Regions from separate parts of the Homo sapiens genome. Here region 2 is linked to region 1. The links are chromatin loops, found by intact Hi-C in ENCODE. Cell type or tissue: dorsolateral prefrontal cortex. All regions are shown on one strand. Each heading gives the region's core, and the rest is flanking DNA. Links, peaks and the distances in the headings are about the cores only.

Region 1 (11,505 bases), core at 1,427-9,426:
CGGAACACTGGTTCCCTCAGCCCCACGCCATCAGGAGGTTCAGGTTTTATTCTCGGAGAGGCTGCATGGCTGGGAAGAATGGTACCCTCACAAGGAGTTTAAACCCTGGAGGATTCTATGTGGAAACGGGTTTTACAGACAAAGAAAAGGGGGAAAAAGTCTGTTTCCATGGCCTATAGACTTGGAGTACCTTAAAATGTTACCTATGGGGCTGGGCGCGGTGGCTCACGCCTGTAATTCCAGCACTTTGGGAGGCCGAGGCAGGCAGATTACTTGAGCTCAGGAGTTCAAGACCAGCCTGGCCAACATGGTAAAACCCCGTCTCTACTAAAAATGCAAAATTAGCCAGGTGTGGTGGCACACACCTGTAATCCCAGCTACTTGGGGAGACTGAGGCAGGAGAATCGCTTGAACCCGGGAGGTGGAGGTTGCAGTGAGCCAAGATTACGCCACTCCACTCCAGCCTGGGCGACAGAGTGAGATTCCGTCTCCAAATAGACAAATGCATAAATAACTAAAAATTACCTATGGAATGAAATATTTCTGATCACCACCGATACTTTTTTTTGTTAAAGAGCTGAAAGGTACTTGGAAGACAGATGATGCCACTGACTCATTTAACCAACAAAAGCTGGTGGCAATGGAAAAGGCGCGGTCTGTCCACGGTCACGTGGCCAGTGGGACCCAGCCCCGCCCACTGCAAGCTCAGAGGTCTTTCCTACAGGCCCTCACGGGGATCAGGGCCAGGGGTTACACCTAAGCCAGGCAGTTGGTGCCTTTGGGAAGAACACATCCTTTAGCACCAGAGAGAAAAAAAACAACAAAAAATCAGCATTTCTCTACCATTTACATGGCACGGAGCCATTTCATTTCCAAAAAGGATGGCCTCTTTTACCACCAGGAAGAGCACCCAAATTCAGTGAACCTGATACCCCACACCTCCCCCCTCGCCCTCTCTGCACTCCTCCAATAAGGCAGAGCGTCTGAACACCTCTTTGGCTCAGCGCAGGGCCGGCCGGACAGGGCAGGGGTGGGCGGACTTACCCGTGCTGGGCATGTGGTTCACGCGGGCAGGATTCAGCAGCTCCACTGGCTGGTCTCGGCCAGAAAGTCCATCTGGAGAACAGAGAAGGCACTGGCTTCAGAAACTGCGCGCATTTCAGCCAACATACTTTATGCTGGGAGTCTGCAGGGAGTAACTCCCCAAACAATGAAATGCATGTGTCCTTCCTACTTTTACAGGGGGACACTTTCAGCTTCATCATAGATTATTTGTATTTGCCAATGTAGAATAATCAAAATAGCCTCCTACTGAGATATGGCAAACGCCCGTTTCTGGCCTAAGAGCCACTGGCTTAGCAATTTGGGTTTACTTCTGTTCAGCAACCACATTATACCCACTCGTGCTGATCAGAAGTCGGCTCTTCTGCAGACCACAAGCATTAAGATAACAAAAAGAGAAGAGCAGCTCTTCCTCTTCTCAGATAGTGACAAACGGTCTGGACGCTCACAGAAACACAGCACAGGGAGCCCTCGGAACCCGCCAGGTGTGCAGACAGGGAAGGAGGCAAGCTGAGGCCACTCTAGCTGCAAATAGGCATGGAGGAGAACGCTTCACCAGGTGTTCTCAAGGTATAGAGTCCTTTCTTTTAAATCCATTTTTAGACTGTATTATGGAGCGGTTTCCATCTATTCAGACTCACTGCAAAGATGAGACTGGAACCCACCCACCACCTAAACCTGGCACAGGCTGGATTTAGACCGCCTGGGATTTTTCTATATTCTCCCAAGCAGAAAGGAAAGAAAACTCTGGCAAGATTTCCAGGAATCACACTTTTCTTTTAAAATTAGCTTCTGACAAGTGGTGTAAAATGCCCTGCAATAATATGCATATCATTACAGACTTGCACGCGGAGGTCATTTTCCTTACTAAGCGAAGGAGAGCACCAGTTTCGCAGGGCAGCCATGGAACTCTGTAGATACAAGTTTTAAAACAGGACAAAAACGACTAACATCAGGTCAAATGACTGCAAAAAAAAAAAAACCCATTTTTTTATCCAAAATAGATAATTCCTAGCATTGCCAACCCGTGCATGTCCTTGGAGATGTTCAATATTCAAGAACGGAAACAAGGGTCCCAGGAGATTGGAGGGCATGCTCTTGAAGTTAGAACTGGGAAAGTGTGAGGCCAACATGGACCTGCAGGAGCTCAGCAGGTGAGGCTGCTCTTGGGCAATGCAGAGATCAAACGTGGGTGCCAGAAATAAAAATCAAAATGAAGACAACAACAAAAAACCACGGGGACCTCTCCAACCAACCAGCAGCTCCTCCCAAGTCTCGGCAACTCTTAAGGTTTGAAAACAGAAGTAAAGACAGTAAGACACTGGGCATATTCGGAGGCAAAACAGTTCTGCTTCCCTGGGTCAGGAGAAAGACCGGCAGGTCATAGTTACACCTTAGAAGCAACCACCAGACCTGAGCAATCGCCCCAAGTCTTCACACATTCCAGGGCTTTCTCAAAGAACATGGCCACCTTAGGAGATGGCCTGGATGCTGAATTGTAAACATGATGCCATGTCTCAAGAGAACCTTCACTGCAACTCAGAAAGAGACCCCAGATAGTGGTGGAAAGTACTTTTCAAGCCTTTTTTTCCCCTAAAAATAAATATATTTGTATTCATTTTTATAATAAATAAAAATAAATAAATGCTCATTGTAGACAAAAAATAAAAAATTCGAAAAGGTGCCTGTATGTATGTATGTTTATATGTGTGTGTGTATTTAACCCAAATCCCACTATAAATACTTTCAGAAACAGCAGAAGGCCCTTTTGAAGATCTCAATGTAGCTGCAGTTTTCCAATGGGAAGGGGTCAAGAGGAGGGGGCTTGGGGGGACCACCCTGGTCAGGGTTCTGCAACAGTTCCTACGAGCCAATGCCTGTCCCCCAGAACTGCCTCCCCTGTAGTCAGCTCAACGCCCAACCTTAGCTTCCACCTCAGCAAAAGCCCTAGAACCAGAAAGTTTGGAAACCAAGAAGCCCCCAGTGGTGAGCAGCAGCGGTGGGGCCAGAGTCCCAGCTCACATGAAGCCCTTTCTTGAGTTTGGAAGTGAACTGCTTATGCCTGAGCCCAAAAGGCGGATCCCTCCAGCACCGAGTTCATACATGAGGCCTAATTACAAGTTACTTTTACTACACTGAAGCAGGAAGACACATCAGATCTCAGTGCAACCGATTTGACTTGTAAGTCACGATACGTGGTGTTCCTGTATCCACAAGCATCACTCGTGTGTTTCAGATCAAGGTGCAGCTTAGTGGGTCTTGGCTCACCTACATTTCTGGGCACTGGGCTGGTCCGCGTCCCACCTACCCTTCAAGAAGACATTTATTGCATGCTTGCACTAGCTGGCACACCAAGGAGAATGCCGTTCGATAACAGCATGTGGATTCCCTGCGTAAACCAGACCTTGACCTTAACATGTCCAATCCTGTATACTGGCGGGTGGGGTGGTTTCTGACACCAGCCAACTGGCACCAACTGGGCGTCCAATGATCCAGTTCCACTCTGACAATAACTGCCCAGAGCTAGCACACACGCCACAGGGGCTCAGGTCCACAAGGCTGCCCCCATTTCAGACACAAGTCCTGGGCCTCCTGGACTTCTAAAGATCGGCTATAAATCAGGAGTTCCCACAAGCCCCTCTCAGGTTCTGTAATTTGCTAGAAGGGCTCACAAAACTCAGAAAAACACTTTACCATGTTGATGGGTTTATTGTAAAAGATGCAAATAAACAGTAACATGAAGGCAGGGTCTGGAGGGGTCCTGAGTGCAGGAGCCTCTGTGTCAGTACCACTGGGGTCAGCAGGTGCGGCTGAACATGCTGCTCCTCTCGTCTCTGCGTCCTGGTGACTGGCCCCATCCCGAGGCTATCCAGGGGTCCTGCCCTAAGTCACTTCATTAGCATAAACTCAGAAGCACATAAGAAGCTCCTCCTTAGGAATAACGAAAGGCTCGCTGGACACTCAGGAAGCTCCTGGGATCCTAAGAGCTCCCTGCCAGGAACGAGGACAAAGACCAGATAAGGCTTATTCTTCCACCACACAGAGATGCTGCTTGTTCTCGTTGTGTGCCACTGGGCCTGGCTAGTCTCATAACAACCTGTACATTCAAACCCCCAACACTGCCATGTTCACATCTTTGTAGAATGACATGGAAATGCTCGAAGGGAAAGCTGTTCTGAGGCGGCACTGGGTTAATAGGAAGTGCCTGCCTCTCGCGGAACAGGGCAGCCATGTGGAACTATCAGAAAACAGCAGGAGTGTCTCAAGCACAGGCGGCCTTGGAGGCGGCGGCACAGACATGGGTCTCAGTGCCGGACGCTAACCCCACATGTGGAGGCCCCGTGAGCCCCAGCCAGCTGGAAGCACGGCCACAGTCTCTTTAAGACAAGATCCCGGCCTGAGCCGTCCTTGGTCGTCCACCTGGACAGCATGACAGATGCCGCATCCCTCATTATGAAAGGCTGGGGCTCAGGGCAGCAGCCATGATCGAGAAGCCAAACACTAAAGGCGTTTTGCCAGAGGTGGCTGGTGGAACACAATCCTGGGGGTAAAGCAGTGGCGGTGAGTGCACTTTGCAGGCGCAGGGGCCACCAGGCCTGGGAAAGACAGCTTTGGAACGGACCTAAACAAAGCGTGGCCAGTGGGGCAAAGAACGTCTGTCACCAGGGTGAAATAGACAAGCTGCGGTACACAGCCAGCTGGAACGCATGACGGCATCCGTGAATGTGCACAGAATAGATTCTTAACGCTGTGTTTTTTCAGATATCATATTCCAGAGTGAGTTAAAATGAAATTAGTGATGAGAGGTGGAATTTCCATATTTATCTGCCTCTGGGCTGAAATTTCTCAGGCTGAGGAGAAAGCGGTGCTAAGAACCCAGCGTTTACAAGCAGGAAAATAATGAAGATGGGAAGCAAAGTACCACTTCCTCATCACACGCCTGCTGCAAGCAGGTTCCCCCTTATCTGTCTCCGCTTGAGAATCTATTTTTGGAAACCCTGCTGGACAGGGACGATCGTACTGAGTGTCCTCAAACAGCATTTAATCAGCGCTGGGGCTGCAGACCAGATGCACACTGAGAGGGAGGCCGAGGAGCACGGGTACCTCGTGTCCTCACCAGCACATGATGTGCCCCAGTGTGCTCAATGCACCCACAGTCAACTGCAGTGACCACATCACTCTTGCCAGGAGTCCCTTTCGCGCCGACAGGACCCAGCCTGAACTGAGCATTGTTTGAGACTCGGAGTCCGCCCATGGGAGGAACAGGACTAAGACAGACAGTGCTTTTGCTTTTCAGAATCCACCTTGCATCAGACGGGTAGGTATGTCTAACCAGAAACCCGGCCTTCTGGAGCCAAAGGAACCTCACTTTCACCCGGAGGGCCCAGGCCCCCCACTTCACACTTGGGGAAATGGCCTCAAGGGCTGTGCAGTTTCCTAGGATCACGGAGTGAGCACCAGCCGGAATCCAGTTCTGTCTCAATTAAACCAGCGGCTTGTCTGAAGCTGGACCTTGAGCAAACAGGTACCCACCAAGACCAGTGCCCTCCACCAAGGGTTTCACATCACAATACCGACACACAAGAAAGGAGGTTTCTTGAGCCAATAAAGAAAGTACATGAAAGCCCCACGCACAGGCTCCTGAACTGGGAGGGGAAGGGAGTGGGGAGAAAGTGTGGTTTCCACCCTTGGGACCTGCCTGGGAACACCTAGTCCTGCCCAGGTTGGGGTGAAAGGGTGTCTCTTGAAGGTTTCATTTGTCTTTCCCAGATGACCAATGACACTGACCATCTTCTTACATGTTTATTGGCTTTTTCACTGGCTGTTTTGGATTCATGTCTTTTTGACCTGTTTTTTGCCCCCAGTTGGGTTGTCTTTTTCTTATTGATTCAGAGGAATTCTTTACAAATTCTGAACATTAATCCTCTGTCAATTAAATGCTGCAGATATCCTCTCAAAGGTCCTATTTCTCAATCTTTCAAAGCTTCTGCTTTTATGTCAGGTTCAAGAAACTCTTCTCTTCCTGGAGGCTGCAGAGATATTTTAACATATTTTTACCCTGAAACTTTGCAGTGTTCCCTTTTATATGTAAGTCTCTCATCTACTGGCACTGATGTTTGTATACGCTATGAGACAGGGGTTTGGGGTATGTTTTCCTATGATAACAGCCAAATGTCCCCTCAGTGTTATTAAGAGGTCTTATCTTTCACCATGGATGGGCAACATTAGTTCCCTTATAAGCCAAATCTCAATCCTGTTGGCCAACTTGTTTTTGGTTTTGCCAATAATCACACTGTCTTAACCACCATAACTGTACAATAACTCTTAATATTGGCAAGGCAAAAAACCCTACTTTTTTCTTCCAGATCATCTTGGGCAAAATTGGCCTTTTACTCCGCCACATAAATTTTAAAATTAACTTGACAAGTTCCACCAAAAGAAAAGAAAAGAGAAAAAGAAAGAAAGAGAAGGAAGGAAGGAAGGAAGGAAGGAGAAAAAAAGAAAGAAAGAAAGAAGGAGAAAGAGAAAGAAAGAAAGAAAGAGAAAGAAAGAAAAGAGAAAGAAAGAGAGAGAGAGAAAGAGGGAGAGAAAGAGAGAGGACGAGAGAGGAAGGAGGGGAAGGGAGGGAGGGAGGGAGGGAGGGAGGGAAACGAACAGTGCCTGGGATTGCACTGCATCTGTCATTTTGAGAGAAGATAATCTTTACAGTACTGCATCTTTCAATCCATGAACATGGGCTATTACCTCCTTTCATTTCTCTCAGAAATGTTTCAGAATTTTCAGTGTTGCGGTCTTGAACATCTTTAGATTTATTACTAGGTATTTGATATTTGATTTCCATTATCAATTTCTGTTTGCTTGCATATGGAAACACAATTAATTTTTACTTATTGGTTCTGTATCGTAGAATATTAATTTCAATCATTTTTCTGTAGTTATCGTGTATTTTCTACATATAGAATCAGGTCACGTACAAATAATGACAGTTGTTTCCACCTTCCAGACCTCACACCTTTTCTTCTTCTTTATTCTGCTGGCTCAGTCCTACAGTACAGTAACTAAAGAGAAATGGTGATAAAAGACACTTTGGTCTTGTTTCTGATCTTACGAAGGATATTTCAATGTTTTACTGGAAAGTGTATTGCTTGCTGCAGGTGTCCAACAGGTAACTATCAGATTAAGGAAGTTCCCATCTACTCCTAGTTTGCCAAGACATATTTTTAAATCACATGTTTGCTTAACTGTATTAAACTTTTCTGCATCAATTCAGCTTATTAAATAATTTCCCCTTCCATCTGATAACGTAGTAAACTTTTTTTTCTCATGTCAAACTAACTTTGCATTCCTGTGACAAACCAGCGTGGTCAGGCCCAGGGGGTTTTTGGGAACAGGAAGGCAGCAAGAGCTCCACACAAGCTACACCTAAACTCTTTTCCACGCTTGATTCTGAAGACTTGGAGACCTCAGTCCCACATTTCACCTTAGCACCTCACTTCAATATTTCGTTATGAGCATAAAATGAGAATTGGATAAATTAACATTCCTTTTTTTTTTTTTTTGAGACATTGTCTCGCTCTGTTGCCCAGGCTGGACTGCAGTGGCTGGATCTCAGCTCACTGCAAGCTCCGCCTCCCAGGTTCACGCCATTCTCCTGCCTCAGCCTCCCGAATAGGTGAGACTACAGGCACCCGCCACCAAGCCCAGCTAGTATTTTGTATTTTTAGTAGAGACGGGGTTTCACCATGTTAGCCAGGATGGTCTCGATCTCCTGACCTTGTGATCCGCCTGCCTCGGCCTCCCAAAGTGCTGGGATTACAGGCGTGAGCCACCGCTCCCGGCTGGATAAATTAACATTCTAAAGTGTGTTTGGTGGGGGGTTGCTGACATAGACAAAAACAATGAAACCGCTGTGACTCAAGAGTAGTATAGGTCACACCTCACTGTGCACACCCCACTGTGCTAACAGAGCTGCTTTTCAGACACGGGAACGGAAGCTTAGGGCTACTGGGAAACAGTAACGACACAGTCTTCATTGCAGCCAATCTCCCCATCCTTTCATATTTTTCAAACAAAGGTGTTGTTTTAGAACAGCTGTGAGTTTATAGAAAAATTAAAGCTAGTAGAGACTTATCCTATACTCTGCACCCTCCATGCCCTACAACTAACATCTTCCATTCCTGTACTCTGCACCCTCCATGCCCTACAACTAACACCTTCCATCAGGATGCTGTGCTTAGGTGTCATGACAGAAAAAGCCCGGACTTGATTCAGATTTCCTCCGTTTTTCCCTGGTGCCCATTTTCTGTCCTAGCGCCCATCCAGGGTCCTGCCTCTCTTGGCTGCAACAGTATCTCAGACCTTCCTTGTTTTTGACCACCTTGACAGCTTTAAGCAATCCTGCTTGGGTATTTTATAGAATGTGCTTCAACTGGGGTTTGTCCCAGGGCCTCACTGGGACTCCAGGGACTGAGCTGCGTGAACACCTAAGCAAGGGCTGACGTCAGACCAGAGAAGCCCCGATACCTTCAAACCGAACTTCATGGGCAACGGCAGAGTTCCCATGGTTTAAAGAAAGAGCTTAGCCTTAAAGCAAAGACAAAAGAAACCACTTGGTTCTCGTGTCTGGGGCAAAAGGACTTGTCTTTTGCCTGAATAAGGAGGGACGGAAAACTCCTTCTGCTGGGAGGATTGGCCATGAGGAAAACAGCCTCTTGGCCTGCACCAAACTGGCAGGTGTCTGTGAGAAAGCGCTGCGCGAGGGCCCATGTGGCCCACCAAGACCTGCACCTCCTGGAGGGCGTGGTGCGGTGCACACTCACATGCAAACCTTCCCTCCACACGGCGTGTGAGTCAATGTGGAATGAAGTGGGTATCTATTTGGGTTTGGGGCCATCATGCCATCCCCTCAGGCCTCTAACCTGTGTGACCAGAGGTAGTAGAATTTTACTGGCACTCTGATGCCCTTGTTCAATTAAATTATAAAAGGAAGTTCAGTGGGCTGAAATGTCATGGCTTGGAAACAAAATGATCTACAAGGTCAGCCAAATACTCAAATTCCCCCTAGGTCCTTCCCCTGACCTGAACCCCCAGAGGGGTCTCCATCTGCCACCTCAAGCAGGACCTGCACCTGCGCTGGCCTCCTCCCAGCTCAGCCTCCTGCTTTGCTGAGTGACCCCAGCAGCCCATCCTCCCTCCACTGTGCGGCCCACACCCTGGCACTACCCCTGGGCCTGGCAGATACTAGGCATAGGCTTGATGCTCCATAAACTTGTGCCCACCCAACCGGCCCTCCCTGGGAGCTCTGCTTATAGCCTCGAGCATCCCAGGCCACTAGATTCTGCTTTTCCCCACTGCGCAGGTTACTGAAAATTACCAAAGTTCCATAACAGTGCTTGCATCTGCCCATTAATAGAAATTAAACTTTAATGAGTAAGTGCTGTGAATTCCTCAGGCATGTCCAACATAGTTTATGTGCATTTATTAGAGAAAATGAAAATGGAAAAAGATTCTTTCCCTAAGCAATATTTTTCCTTCAGGGTAATCAGGCAGTCTTAAAATGTCAAGGATAACCTAAGAAGTATTCCTGTTGTCTCTCCACTAAGAATCAAAACTAGCTGTAGCTGCCGGCTTACAGGAAGTACGGGTTTGGCAGAACCTGCTAAAGGACACTGGATTGGCTATGATCAGTCAAGCCCTGAAACAGAAAATCCCAGGACAAAGGACTCAGTGAGGCGGAGAGTGGGCAGGGGAAATTTCAGATATGCCCACCAGTCCCGATGTTTTGGTCTGGATTTGAACAACTGGCTGTAAAAAGACAGTTTTTAAGACAACCAGTAAAAATTAAACATCGTTTGGGTATAAGATGATATGTAGGAATCATGATTCCTTCTGCTGAGTGTGATAATGGGGTTGGATCTGTTAGAAACACACATTCAAGTATTTAAGGGATGGTGCTGTGGCCTCTGAGATCGGTTTTAAATTCTCCAGAAAATAAAGGTGTGGAGAGATGAAGTGGTCACGATGGAGAGCCTCAGGGATTTCCTGGCGGGAGGTGGCTGTGGGCACTCGCTCTATGCACTGGTCTCTTTCCTTTCATATATCTTTGAAACTTTTCATAACAATTTTTCAAGAGATGCCAGGAATAAAGACGAGCCTGCCCCCACCTTCTATTCAATATGTCTTTCCTGAGCATCTGCTGGGTGATCTACCTAACTTGTTCCTTCACGAATATCCCAACAGTCTTCAGTTCATCCCCAGCCCCTATGTGTTCAAGCAGACACACACGTCTGGTTCACAGCTCAGCGAGCAGGCCCTGAGCGTCTGGGAACGTGAGAGTGAGCAACGCAGAGGCCTGGCCCCGGCCCAGCAGAACCGGCAACCCACACTGGCTGCCTGCGTCCAGTCCCGCCATGGGGTCTGCCTGGTGCCAGCACCTGCCCAGACACAGGGCAGAGGAGACTGCAGGGGGGTGTCCAGCTGCTCTCACGTGCCAGGCCAGGCTTGCTAACACCTGTGGCTTAGTCGGGTGATAGGGACAAAACGTGCAAACTGAGCCCGCTGGACACGCAGACTCAGCAGGCAGGCAGAGCCCGGTGGGGAGGCAAACGCGGGCAGGAGTGAGCCACGGGGGAAAGGGAACAGCAGGTTACTCGGGGATTTTCCCAGGGAAAATGTGGCAGTGGAAACACAGCACCTCGCCCCTTCCCCTCCCCCGTCGGAGAAACCATCCATGCACCCAGGAGGCGTGGCAGCCGGAGAAGCACCGGGGTTGCTGCAGGCCACAGGACGCGAGGAGCAGTGTCAGGAATCAGTGTGGAAAAGGGGCTGCCCGGGGGCTGAATGGGGCTGTCCTGTTGCCACAGGTCCTGGCACCGAGCATAGAGCCAGGTGTGTGGGCGGGGGCCGGCCAGGCGCTGGCTGAGCAGGTGATGGCCACGGCGCCGGCAGGAGTGAAAGCAAGCCGCTCTTCCTGCTCCGCAGGGCCCTGCTCTGTGCTCTAAGGGCCGGAGAACAGCGTTTCCTGGAGGGAGTGTCTCAGGGCCTCTCCTAGACGGTTCTGCAGGGCCTGGCATGGCCAGGCTGCTTCCTCCCTAAGTAAGACAACACGGAGAGACAGCTCTCAGCTACCCCTACCTACCAAGTGGCACAGGCCAGCTGAAGCGTTCATAAGTGATTTAGCAAATCAGGAGAAAATGTCCTCGCCTGCCTTTGAAAACAGCACCATCTCTGCTCCTGAGAGGATGTCCACTGCCCAGTGGCGAGGGCACATGTGGGTGCGTCACTGCACAGCTGTGCTGTACAGCGCTGGGAGCGTGCGAGGAGGATCACCTGGCATGCACCGTGTGCAGTTTCACCAGAGCCAGTGGGAGGAGTCACACACAACAGACGTCAAATAGGAACGCTGCAAAACACACAAATAGCATCTCCACAGCTAATGTAAAA
Region 2 (11,505 bases), core at 1,442-9,441, 100 kb after region 1:
GGCTCCCCCCAAGGCTGAGATTCTACCAAAAGCGTAGGTTCGGTTCCCCAGTGGCTGAGTTTTGTTTCCGGAGAGCATGTGTGTTAAACTGACTTGAAAGGTATCCAAAGAAACTGTGAAGGCAGAGGTCATCTGTATTTAAGAAAACTATGTATTTAGTTTACATAAAATCAGAAAATACAGAATCTGGCTTTGAAGAAAACAATGGTAAAGATGTTATATTGACAAGTAATTTTAACCAATGTCTCTGAATGAATATACCAACTCAGATACATCAGCCACCTGCTGTTCCTATCCAGGTGAAGGCCGGCTGCCCTGCCCTCCCCTTCTGTCATAAGAGGGTCTGGGGTTGCCTGTAAACACAGGGCTGCCCCACTGCTCACTGTCCCAGTGAAGTCCTTTGCTCTGCCAGTTTCCATCAGCTGCAGGGCCAGGTGCCGACAGAAGGCAAAAGTCAAAGCCCAGTATCTTTCTAAAGAAACAGGGCCCGATGAAAGGAAGCAACCTCAGCCCCAGGAGGCAATGGGCCCAGTCCAGGTCACCCCGGACACAGAGCCACCCCTGGGCAGTGATCTCCCAGCTCCTGCCCCTGTCCATTCCCCAGGTGAAGCCTAAATGCTCTGATCTGGACATGGGTGAGGAGCACCAAAGCCATGCTCTCTCGGGTGATGTGAGCAACTCAACGGAGACCTACGTTGTTCTTTTGTTCATGAAGATAGTACTGAAGTTTGAAATAACATCCCTCAGCAGAGCTCCAGAGCAGAATCTTCCCAGAGAACCACACATGTGGCCCGCGGCCCCCTGCAATCTCCTGGCTAAGGCATTAAAAACACCATCTCCTTAGAAAATGCAGTCCTTGAGGCCACACCCATGCAAATCAGTCCACCAAATCCACTCATAACAGCATCCAGGTAACTTCCAAAGAAATGGAAACACTGATAAACACAAGAAACACCCTCCCCACATGTGATTCTCATGCATCAGGTCCTGCAGACCACAGAGAGTTCAAGGAAACCGCAGCCAAGAACCAAGAAAGCCACATCCATGCTCAGGCCAGGGCCACCGGCCTTTGTGACTGCTTCCCTCAGCAGAAGTGCTAGCAGCTGAGTAGGGAGACATCAAGACATCATGACAGAAAGAGGCTGGGGGCCTGAACACAAAGCAAGAAGAGTGGGATGTGTCCCCACCCCAGATACCCTCCTAGTTTCTAACACATTCAGGCCAGGATGGTCCCTGCAGCAGTTGGGGCATGGGGTCCTGCTGGTGCTGCTGCTCCCTCACCCCAGGACACCCCAGCTCTTCCCTGAGCCTCAGCTACACCAAGCCAGTCACAGGGCAGTGAGCTCAGCTGTTCACAGTAGGCTGTGCAAGCATGGACACAGCCCCACCCGTCTTCCTGAACCATCGAGAAATTACGTCTTACCAAATCCTACTGAGGACTGGCGAAGAACAAAAGGGAACCAAATCACAGATAGATGTGAAGGCAGATAGACAATTCAACTGTTCTCAGAAGCTACAGAGGGGCCCCAGTGGGGGCAGCCCCACTGAGCTCCAGTCTGCCACCCAAATGCCTGTTGGTGCATCTCCTAAAGGCTGGGCTGCATGGGACAGAGGAGGACCATGGTGGGGTGTCAGCACTTCCAGGCTGGGTACTCCATCGGTGCTGCTGCTTAGAGATGCCTCTGTACCCTTCCAGCTGTCAGATGGCCTCTGCACCTTATCATTCTGTTACAACAGCCTGGACATGGAGACACACACCATCTCTCAAAAACAGCCTTTGGGGATGCTCACGTGTATGTTTGTGTTCAGAAAAGAACCACCTGCCTTGAATGAAGCATCTGCTTCAAAGCCACAGGGCTCCCCGTGCTGAGGGCCACACTGAGAGGACATCTGTGCCCTGCAGTCCTCGGCCCAAGTCCACCCCTCCAGGCCAGGCACCCTGGCCCCATCCTGATGCTGCAAGACCAAGGATGAGAAGCCCACCAGAGATAAAGGGCACTGAAGATCTGGCCCCCTCTTCAGCAGTCACACCCTAGTCCCTGTCACTCAGAAAACTGGGCTCACTGCAGCACCCACTAAACATCTCTAAGGGGATCCTAACCTCCCATCTCCACCATCATCAGAGCCACCATTACCATCAAGGACTCGGCTTTCAACACGTACAATGCATCGGGCACTACAAAAACTAAAACTCCTCATCTCTCTGGTTTACCAACGAAAACCTCTGCTTTCCATGTCTCCAGTTTCCCCTAGGGCCTCCTCAAATGTTCTAGAACTCTTTTTATCCACTAGTACATCAGAAAGAAAAAATTAACCTTGCCTTCCTCCCTCCCCGATCCTTTCACAAAAACAAGGCAGTGCTATGGAAGCACATGAGAGAGACGTGGGGCGAAGGCCGCCTTTGCTCCCGCACAGCCACATTGAGACTGCAGGTGTTCAGGCAAAGACAGGGCCAGGCAGCACCTCGGTGAGCCTGCAGCAGGAAGGTTTGTGTTGTGCAGTGTCAGACCGGGATGAGGAGACAGGGCTGGAAGAATCAGCCCCACCTGATTTGGATTCAGTCCATGTGAAAACAAAGAGTGTCAAGAATTCTGCATCACACTACCTAACAGGGAGGGAGGAACTTCCCCTCAATACGGCCTTACCCTAGATGTGAAGAGGTGAGAAAGGCTTTCAGGACAACACATGGAAACCCTGAGTGTGCTCAGAACAGACTCCACATCCTTGCCTGAAACTCCAACAGCATTTCACAAACCCTACTGAATCAACAAGTCACTGAGAAACACAGTGTTAATAAGCATCCAATTTCTACATATTTCCTAGGAAAACTCATAGGTATTTAAAAAGGAATACCTTTGGCTATGAATGCAAACTAATTGAAAGAAAACCATTAGCTCTTATAATGAAAGGTATTCTCTTGGCTTTAGCAGCTGCTGTGGTCTGAATGTTGGCGTCCCCCCCAAAATTCACGTGTTAAAATCTAATACCCAATGTGACAGTATTAAGAAGTGGGGCCTCTGGAGAGTGATTAAGTTATGGACTCTCAGGAACAGGATTAGTGCCCTTATTATAGAGGTTCAAGTGAGACCCCTCACCCCTTCCAACAGGTGAGGACACAGCAAGAAGGCACCATCTGTGAAGCAGAGAGCAGCCCTCACCAGACACCAAGTCCGCTGGCACCTTGATCTTGGACTTCCCAGCCCCCAGAACTGTGAGCAAGAAATTTCTATTATTTACATATCATCCACCCTAAGGTATTTTATGATAGCAGGCTGAACGAACAAAGGCATCACCTAAACAACCACATTATGGAAGCAATCTTCTAAGAAAATGGTCTAAGCATTTTAAAATTTAAAATTAAAAAAAAAAAACTGGCTCCAATCACAAAACTTCTTTTAGGGAAAGGCTCTGAAGACAGTGGCTTCATAATAACAAATTCTGACATCTCAAGTGAATACAAACTCAAAGAGCTAATTTGAACCTTTGAGAATGTAGTTGTATACAGAAAAGAAAAAACTCCCCCAGTTAATGACCATCACTAAATAATGAACACTAAGACACACAGACCAACTTGTCCTAATTCTTTATAAATGCTATTTCAAATGGAACAAAAATAAGTACATTTAGGTCATTTCTGTATTTTGAAAAAAACAAATACGTTACAATAAGTTTTACTACTCCTTTTGAAAGTACAGAGTCTTGGTGAAAGCTAGGAAATGACAGTCATCCTGAACACTGTGTTTCAAGGTAATATCCCAACAGCTCTACAGCTGCCCGTCAGCATGGAACCACACTGGGTCCTGAGTCCGTGTTGTAGCACTGAAGGAAAGGCAGCAAGGGGACACTGGGCAGAGATGGAGGAGAGTACAGTGAGGGCTGAGGGAGATGAGGGAGCCTGGGGTCCAGTGAGAACAAAGCCACCATAAGCCAGCCGGGCTCAGGATCCTCACAGACAACCAAGAGCCCGCAGGCCCAGCGTCGTCTTGGAGGGAAACAGCCGCCTACACTGTCAAGGGGGCTCCCAAAGGCCTGGCTATGGGCTTCGGTCTCCAAATCAGCTGTGCCTAGCTCCCTGAGAGGCAGAATTTATCTTTTCTATTTGTATTTGTTTTCCTAAAAAGGGGGAAGGAGAGAGAAGCAAACATGAAAATAACGCCCCAAGGCCTCCATCCCCACCAATGCGTATCACTCCTGAAGGGCCAGCACTCCCAGTGTCTTACTGATTAGGTGGCTGAAAGCAAACCAGTTTAAAAGCTCAGGGCCAGATATAATTCAAAAAAGTTTAGGTATATGCCTCAGTTGATTTTTGTCTTAATTTTAATTTCTTAAAATTAACTGTAATTTTCATTATAATTTTCCCCAAAGTGCCCATTTTTTGCCATGTTCTCATGAAATAAACAAAGAGAAGGATGCTAAGTGGCCACAACGTGAAAGTTTCAGCCCAAATCTCAGAGTTCGCTTGGTTATGCCAATCACCCAGTCACTCCTTCAGTCCCAACATTCTAAGGACCGGCAAAGAGAGCTCAGAGAAAGTTCACAAAAAGACAGAGGAAGGACAGATGAAGTTCCCTGATGGCAAAACCCATGCTCGTTGAAACCAACTGGGACACAAAAAAGCCTACGTTGCAGGACAGGGCCCCAGCCGGCGGGGCAGGACCTGCGGGAGGCCCACCAACCCTCCTCACAAGGCTGTTTCAGCCTCAGGTCCTTTCTAGGGGACAGCCTCCCTTGGCCTCCACATCCCTCAGGGGGCTTCCATGCCCAGCCCATCCCTCTCGTGGCATGAACCACACTGGACCAGAGTGCCTGCTGCCCTGCCTGCCCTGCCTGCCCTGGCCAGGGAGCTCACACAAGCAGACAGGCTCAATGCCTCTCAGGTCCCAGGTGCCCAGTGTTCTGCCGCAGAGAGGCGCACACTCCTTGAGGGAAGGTGACCGATTCTAGCGGTGCCAGATTGGCCTCTGATGCGCTGCCCAGCCTCAGCCTACCTAAGCACTCGATAGCAGTAACACTGGTTTCCTCATCTACAAAACAGAAATAACGTGTCCAGCTCACGTCACAGGCTATATGCAAGCACAAATGGAGTAGCAGCAAGCAAAACTCAGAACAAACCTGCTGTTCATTTCGTTCTCTTAAACGCGCAGTGGGGTTGACTGAGCAAGCAAGTCATCAAGGCTGATGTATTATTATGATGAGTTTTGAACACCTATGGTCAAGTAGAGCCAGACCTTTGATGGCAGTAGCTCCCGCCTCACACAGCCTGGCACCCGGAGGCAGCCACGCACCTGCACACCTGTCCACGTGCGACCTGCCCCCACTGCCGGGTGCCTCAATCACAGCCTTTCTGTTCCCCGCCAAGCTGTGCTCAATGGTTTCTAATGATTCTCACACCGCGTTTTCTATGTCAAATACATACCGGGAGTTCATTCTTAAATTTCAATATCATTAATCATCCAACATTCAGCATCTCAGAACTCAGAAATTTGCATTTCTACAATAGTGGCTTTGAAAAAGGGACACAAATGCAAATGTTCCACAAACTGTGTAAGAATTTTCAGAGAATTGCCAAAACAAACCATCAATGCTCCATTGACAGCGAATTTTCTGAGCTCTTCATAATGACTGAGTACTCGTGATTTTTAAAAGACAAAACACAATTTGAGGATCAAAAAAAAAAGTAGGTTGAAAAATAAGTCCTTATGTCTACATGATTTCCAGAACAAACCTTGACTGATTAAGATCCCAGATAATGATGGCATGGAGAATCCAGGCTAGTGACAATCTGAGAGCTGCAGACGCCCCGTGCCGGGTGGCTGGGAGGATGCACATTCAGACAGGCGGTGCTGTGCGTCAGAAAACGTACACAAGTATTTTTGAAACCTTGCCTTTAGAAAGCGGAAGCAAGCAGTACATGGGGATCAAAAGCATCTCCCACCCCAACATCAGCCGGAACTATCCAGGCATTTCTGTTGTCCTTCTCTAAAACCTCCAGTTGATGTAGGGCTGGTCTACTCTCCCACGTTCTCGGGGTTCAATCTCACTCCCTCCTATCCAGAACCCCCAGGGCTGCCCACCGCAGGGGCCATGAACAAGCTCTTCTCCAGCTGGCACCAAGCATGCTCTCAGGCCCTGCCACCTTGTCCAAGCTCCCCTGGACTCCTGCCAGCTGGCTGCACCTGCTGCCTACACACCCCCTCCTCCTGGGAGCCCTCTTGGGCCTCCTGCAAAGCCACTCTCAGCTCCCAGGCTTTCTCATTACCTCCCGCCACCTTGTTTCTGAGCAAGGGCCATGCTCAGAATCTGCAACCCACCTGTCACCAGAAGCTCAGAATCAAGGTCTTGGGTTAATTGCAGGTCTTCAAAATTCCTTTTCTGCCCCTTAAAACTTTGTAGTACTCCTGGCCGGATACAATGGCTCATACCTGTAATCCAGGACTTTGGGAGGCCGAGGGGGCAGGATTGCTTGAGTCCAGGAGTTGGAGACCAGCCTGGACAACATGGTGAGATTCGGTCTCCACAAAAAATTTTAAAAATTAGCTGGGCGTGGTGGCATGCAGAGGTGCATGCCAGAGGTGGTCCCAGCTACTCGGGAGCCTGAGGTGGGAGGATCGCTGAAGCCCAGGAAGCTGAGGCTGAGGTGCATACCACCACACTCCAGCCTGGGCGACAGCAAGACCCTGTCTAACACACACACACACACCCAACACACACACACGGACACCCTAACACACACATACACACACCCTAACACACACCCTGTGTAAAACAACACTCTCAACCCTGTCTAAAAAACACACACTCCCTAAAACACACACACCCATCTCACACACATGCACTCACCCTAACACACACACCCTAACACACATACACACCGTCTAAAACACACACACCCCCGTCTCACACACATGCACTCAAACACACATACACACCCTAACACACATACACATCGTCTAAAATACACACCCCCGTCTCACACACATGCACTCAAACACACACACCCTAACACACATACACACCGTCTAAAACACACACACACCCCCATCTCACACACGTGCACTCACTCTAACAAACACACACATCCTAACACACATACACACCGTCTGAAACACATATACCACCGTCTCACACACTTGCACTCACTCTCACACACACATCCTAACACACATACACACCGTCTGAAACACACACACCCCCATCTCACACATGCACTCACCCAACACACACACACCCTAACACACATACACACCGTCTGAAACACACACACCCCCATCTCACACATGCACTCACCCAACACACACTGTCTAAAACACACACACCCTGTCTAAAACACACATACATACCTTAACACACACATATCCTGTCTAAAACACACACCCATACTTTAATACACAGACACCCACACCCTAACACACATACCACACCCTAAAACACAAACACACCCTAACACACACGCATACAGACCATACACACCCGTCTAAAACACACATACACACATCTTAACACACATCCTGTCTAGAACACACACCCATACTTTTAACACATAGTCTAGGACACACACACCCTGTTTAAAACACACATACATACCTTAACACACATCCTGTCCAAAACACACACCCATACTTTAACACACAGTCTAAGACACACACACCCTAACACATACCACACCCTAAAACACACAAACACACCTTCACACACACACACACACACACAGACCATAACACACACACCTGTCTAAAACACACATACACACCTTAACACACACACACTCTGTCTAAAACACACACCCATATCTTAATACAGTCTAAAACACACACACTGTCTAAAACACACACCCTAACACACACATACCCTAACACACACGCTCTAAAACACACCCTGACACACACACCCTGTCTAAACACACACCCTAACACATACACCGTCTCACACACACACACCCTGTCTAAAACACACACACACCACCTAACACACACACCCTGTCTCACACACACCCTATCTAAAACACACACACCCTAACACACACACCCTGTCTCTCACACACACACCCTGTCTAAAACACACACACACCCTAACACATACACATTGTGTCTAAAACACACACACGCACCCTAACACACACACCCTGTCTAAAACACACACCCCATCACACGCACACACCCTAACACACATACACCCTGATTCACACACATACAACCTGTCTAAAACACACACCCTAACACACACTCTAACACACACATACACACAGACACTTTGTGGTATTCCTGAGACATTCAACCACTGCAGAGCATTATTTAAATGCCATAAAAATGCATCTTTATGGATCATTTCTATATTAAAATATAATAATCTTGGCGGCCACAATAGTTAAAATAAACAGATTCAAGATCAAATAAAGTTAGAGCAGAACATGAGGACTGGAAGCAATCCCAGAGGAGAGCCTTCTCCCTGGACTCACAGGGTTAACACTCAACAGTGGTCTGAAGCAACTGTATTACCATGAACTCACTCATCACCAAGTCATTGTGGACAGAGACTTTTTAGCTGCTTTTATGTGGATGGGGGTAGCTCAGACTGAACAGAATATTAAGAAATCATAGAATGGCCCAAATGAACACACTGATCTTAAGTTACACACGTTTCCCACAAAATCCTTTTTTTTTGTTTTGAGACAACAGTCTTGCTCTGTCGGCCAGGCTACAGTGCAGTGGCACCATCTCGGCTCACTGCAACCTCACCTCCCGGATTCAAGCGATTCTCCTGCCTCAGCCTCCCGAGTAGCTGGGACTACAGGCGCGTGCCACCACGCCTGGCTAATTTTTGTGTTTTTAGTAGAGACGGGGTTTGACCATGCTGACCAGGCTGATCGCGAACTCCTGACCTCAAATGATCTGCCCACCTCGGCCTCTCAAAGCACGAGGATTACAGGTTTGAGCCACCGCACCCGGCCACTTATTTTGTTTTGAACTAAACATTATCCGTACCTCGCACCAAGATTCCAGGAGCGAGAGGATGCTCAAGTTACCGACCACTGCCTGCTCAACCAGCTTCCTATCGAGAGCATCATCCCGGTGACCATAGACACGTCCCAGCAAATCCACGTCCCAGCAAATGCACTGCTTCCTATCGAGAGCATCATCCCGGTGACCACAGACACGTCCCAGCAAATCCACTGCTTCCTATCGAGAGCATCATCCCGGTGACCACAGACACGTCCCAGCAAATCCACTGCTTCCTATCGAGAGCATCATCCCGGTGACCACAGACACGTCCCAGCAAATCCACGTCCCAGCAAATGCACTGCTTCCTATCGAGAGCACCATCCCGCTGACCACAGACACGTCCCAGCAAATCCACGTCCCAGCAAATGCACTGCTTCCTATCGAGAGCACCATCCCGCTGACCACAGACACGTCCCAGCAAATCCACGTCCCAGCAAATCCACTGCGGGGCTCCTTGACACTGAGAACTTTTCTGGGCAAGACTTTCTCTAGGCACGAACATTCCGGAAGGGAAAGTAAATGACACTGGAGGGACGGGGTAGTGTTAAGTGGGTGGCCAAGTAACAACGTCTGCCTTTCCTGCTGGCCAGTCAAGTCACCAGTATCCTAAGCCCTTAACCACAAGGAAAGACAAGGACAGTTACTTGGAGAACTGTCCTTGGAGGAAAACAAGGGAATGGGAGAAAAAAAAGGAGGCGTAGCTTGTCCTGCCAGCAGGCCCCCGTGGGCTTTCCGTCCACACTCCCGGTTTCATGCCAGGGACTCTGGCTTCAAGGCAGAGGCTCTGTGTCCTGACAAACGCATCCTGCCCTGCCACAGCGCATCCCCTCAGGGAGGGTGTGGAGGGCTGGCCGGGCAAGGGGCGTAAGGCTCCAGGGCCTCCTTTCAAAGGAGAGCCCTTCCAGGCTAAGTCAATCCAGGTTCTTCCCTCAGGCCGCTCACATCATTAGAAATCGTTCTTTAGAGCAATAAAATCCCAACAGTTAAGCAGCTTTGACGTCAGAGAACCAGGGCCTGGCTCTGGCAAAGTTCAGCGGGAACAGCAATAAAACCGTAACACAAAACTCACCCAGCAGCAGAGGACTTTCACAGAACACAGGAGAGGAAAGCCACACACACTGCACTAGAAGGGCACTTCATCAGCAGGGCAAAGCCAAGTCACATGACAAATGTGAGAGGGGGCCCATGGGCGGCTGGACTCCCCCAGCCCGGCCTGCCCAGGGAGTGAGGGCGGCACGGGCACCCACACCAGGCCACACAGGAGCAGGGCCCCCATGCCAGATGGGCAGGCAAGGGTGAGCCAGGCAGGCAAGAGTGAGCCGGGTGGGCAGGGCGAAGGACAGGGCCAGCTAGCAGAGGACGGCACGAGAGACACACGGAGGGAGGGGAGGTGCAGCCAGGTAGGCCCCGAACACCACGTTGCCAGGACTCGGCTCCTCGGCTCAAGGAAAAGGGACAGCGGTTCCGTGGCTGTGCTCTGACACACCTAGAAATTTCCCGCTCAAGAGAGCAAACTGAATCCTTTAGTATTAATGATTTCTCTTCCTCCCAAAACCCACTAAAATGATGAAAAGCAGGATTGGAAAGCACTTCCAGCAATGCCTGGGAGCGGACGGACAGGTGCATCAGCTGACAAGAAACACAGAGGAACTTCCCGAAACTAGAGATCTCTGGGGATGGAGCTGCTTGGGAAGGCACACAAGCGAGTGGGCCTCGCCCAGGAGGGAGGGCACGGTTCTGGGCAAGCCCCATCCCCCGCCTGAGACGTGGGCAGAGGCCGCTGGGCCACCAGCCAGTGTGTGCAGGTGGTGGTATGCACGTGTTGGGCACAAGGGGTCCTGCCTCCCAAGGGACCTCCGGGCGGAAGGGCAGACACGGCAGGGAAAGATGACAGCGGACAGGGCAGAGGAGGCAGCCAGCAGACTTCAGGCCCCAGGCAAACCACCTCAGCTGTACCCCCTGCACAGATGGAGAGCAGAGAATGGGCTGGGCCAAGGGGCAGCCCTGCCCTCACCAGTGCGGCCTGTCTTCAGCCTCCAACCCACTGAGAGAGAGAATGGAGAGGTCGTGGGTGGCAATAAGGCGCACACAACCCAACTCACATGGGCAGGACAGGCCCGGGCAGGCCGGTGATCAAACTGAACCGCAGCGGCTGAAATTCCCACAGAAAAGGCCAAACAAACCCAGCACCCCGCGGTTTCCAGAGCTGAGCCTCAAAGAACCCGGCCTGAAAAGGTTAGAGACAAGCGGATGGAGAAATATTTGTTAGCCAAAAGAAACCAAGGGTAGAAATACCTCATGAAACACTATAAGCTCTCGGTCAAAGAAACATTAAACAAAGAGAAATATATTATATTTTGATAAGAGACCTGATCTACCAAAAGAACAGTCATTAATTTTTAAGCTTTAAAAAAAAACACTGAACTATATAAAGCAAAAAATGGTTATTAATGTAAAAAGAATATTATAAGACTATAATCACAGTAGAAAAATACACTTTTCCAAG

The links. A loop is a pair of places that touch in the nucleus more often than their neighbours do. Peaks named below come from ENCODE experiments on the same cell type or tissue, not always from the same donor. Only the 100,000 strongest peaks of a DNase experiment are listed, where the experiment ranks them.
Region 2: it touches region 1 in a loop (1.8-fold over the local background); 1 of 110 quality-filtered maps calls a loop at or near these places.

Annotation. Positions count from the first base shown.
Region 1 is chr2:239,235,549-239,247,053 of GRCh38, forward strand. HDAC4 (histone deacetylase 4) reads right to left here. Exons shown (of 27, transcript NM_001378414.1): 3 at 1,045-1,116. Among named protein-coding and RNA genes, the nearest start is that of HDAC4-AS2, 48 kb to the left of the region's middle. RefSeq lists an enhancer at 8,323-9,020. In dorsolateral prefrontal cortex, for the core only: no CTCF peak of the experiment used is centred there; DNase peaks (open chromatin) are centred at 4,463, 4,473 and 5,193; H3K4me3 peaks cover 2,403 bases; H3K27ac peaks cover 5,045 bases.
Region 2 is chr2:239,338,868-239,350,372 of GRCh38, forward strand. The region is part of intron 2 of HDAC4 (histone deacetylase 4); the gene reads right to left. Among named protein-coding and RNA genes, the nearest start is that of MIR2467, 7.2 kb to the right of the region's middle. In dorsolateral prefrontal cortex, for the core only: a CTCF peak has its summit at 5,820; a DNase peak (open chromatin) is centred at 5,824; H3K4me3 peaks cover 912 bases; H3K27ac peaks cover 2,150 bases.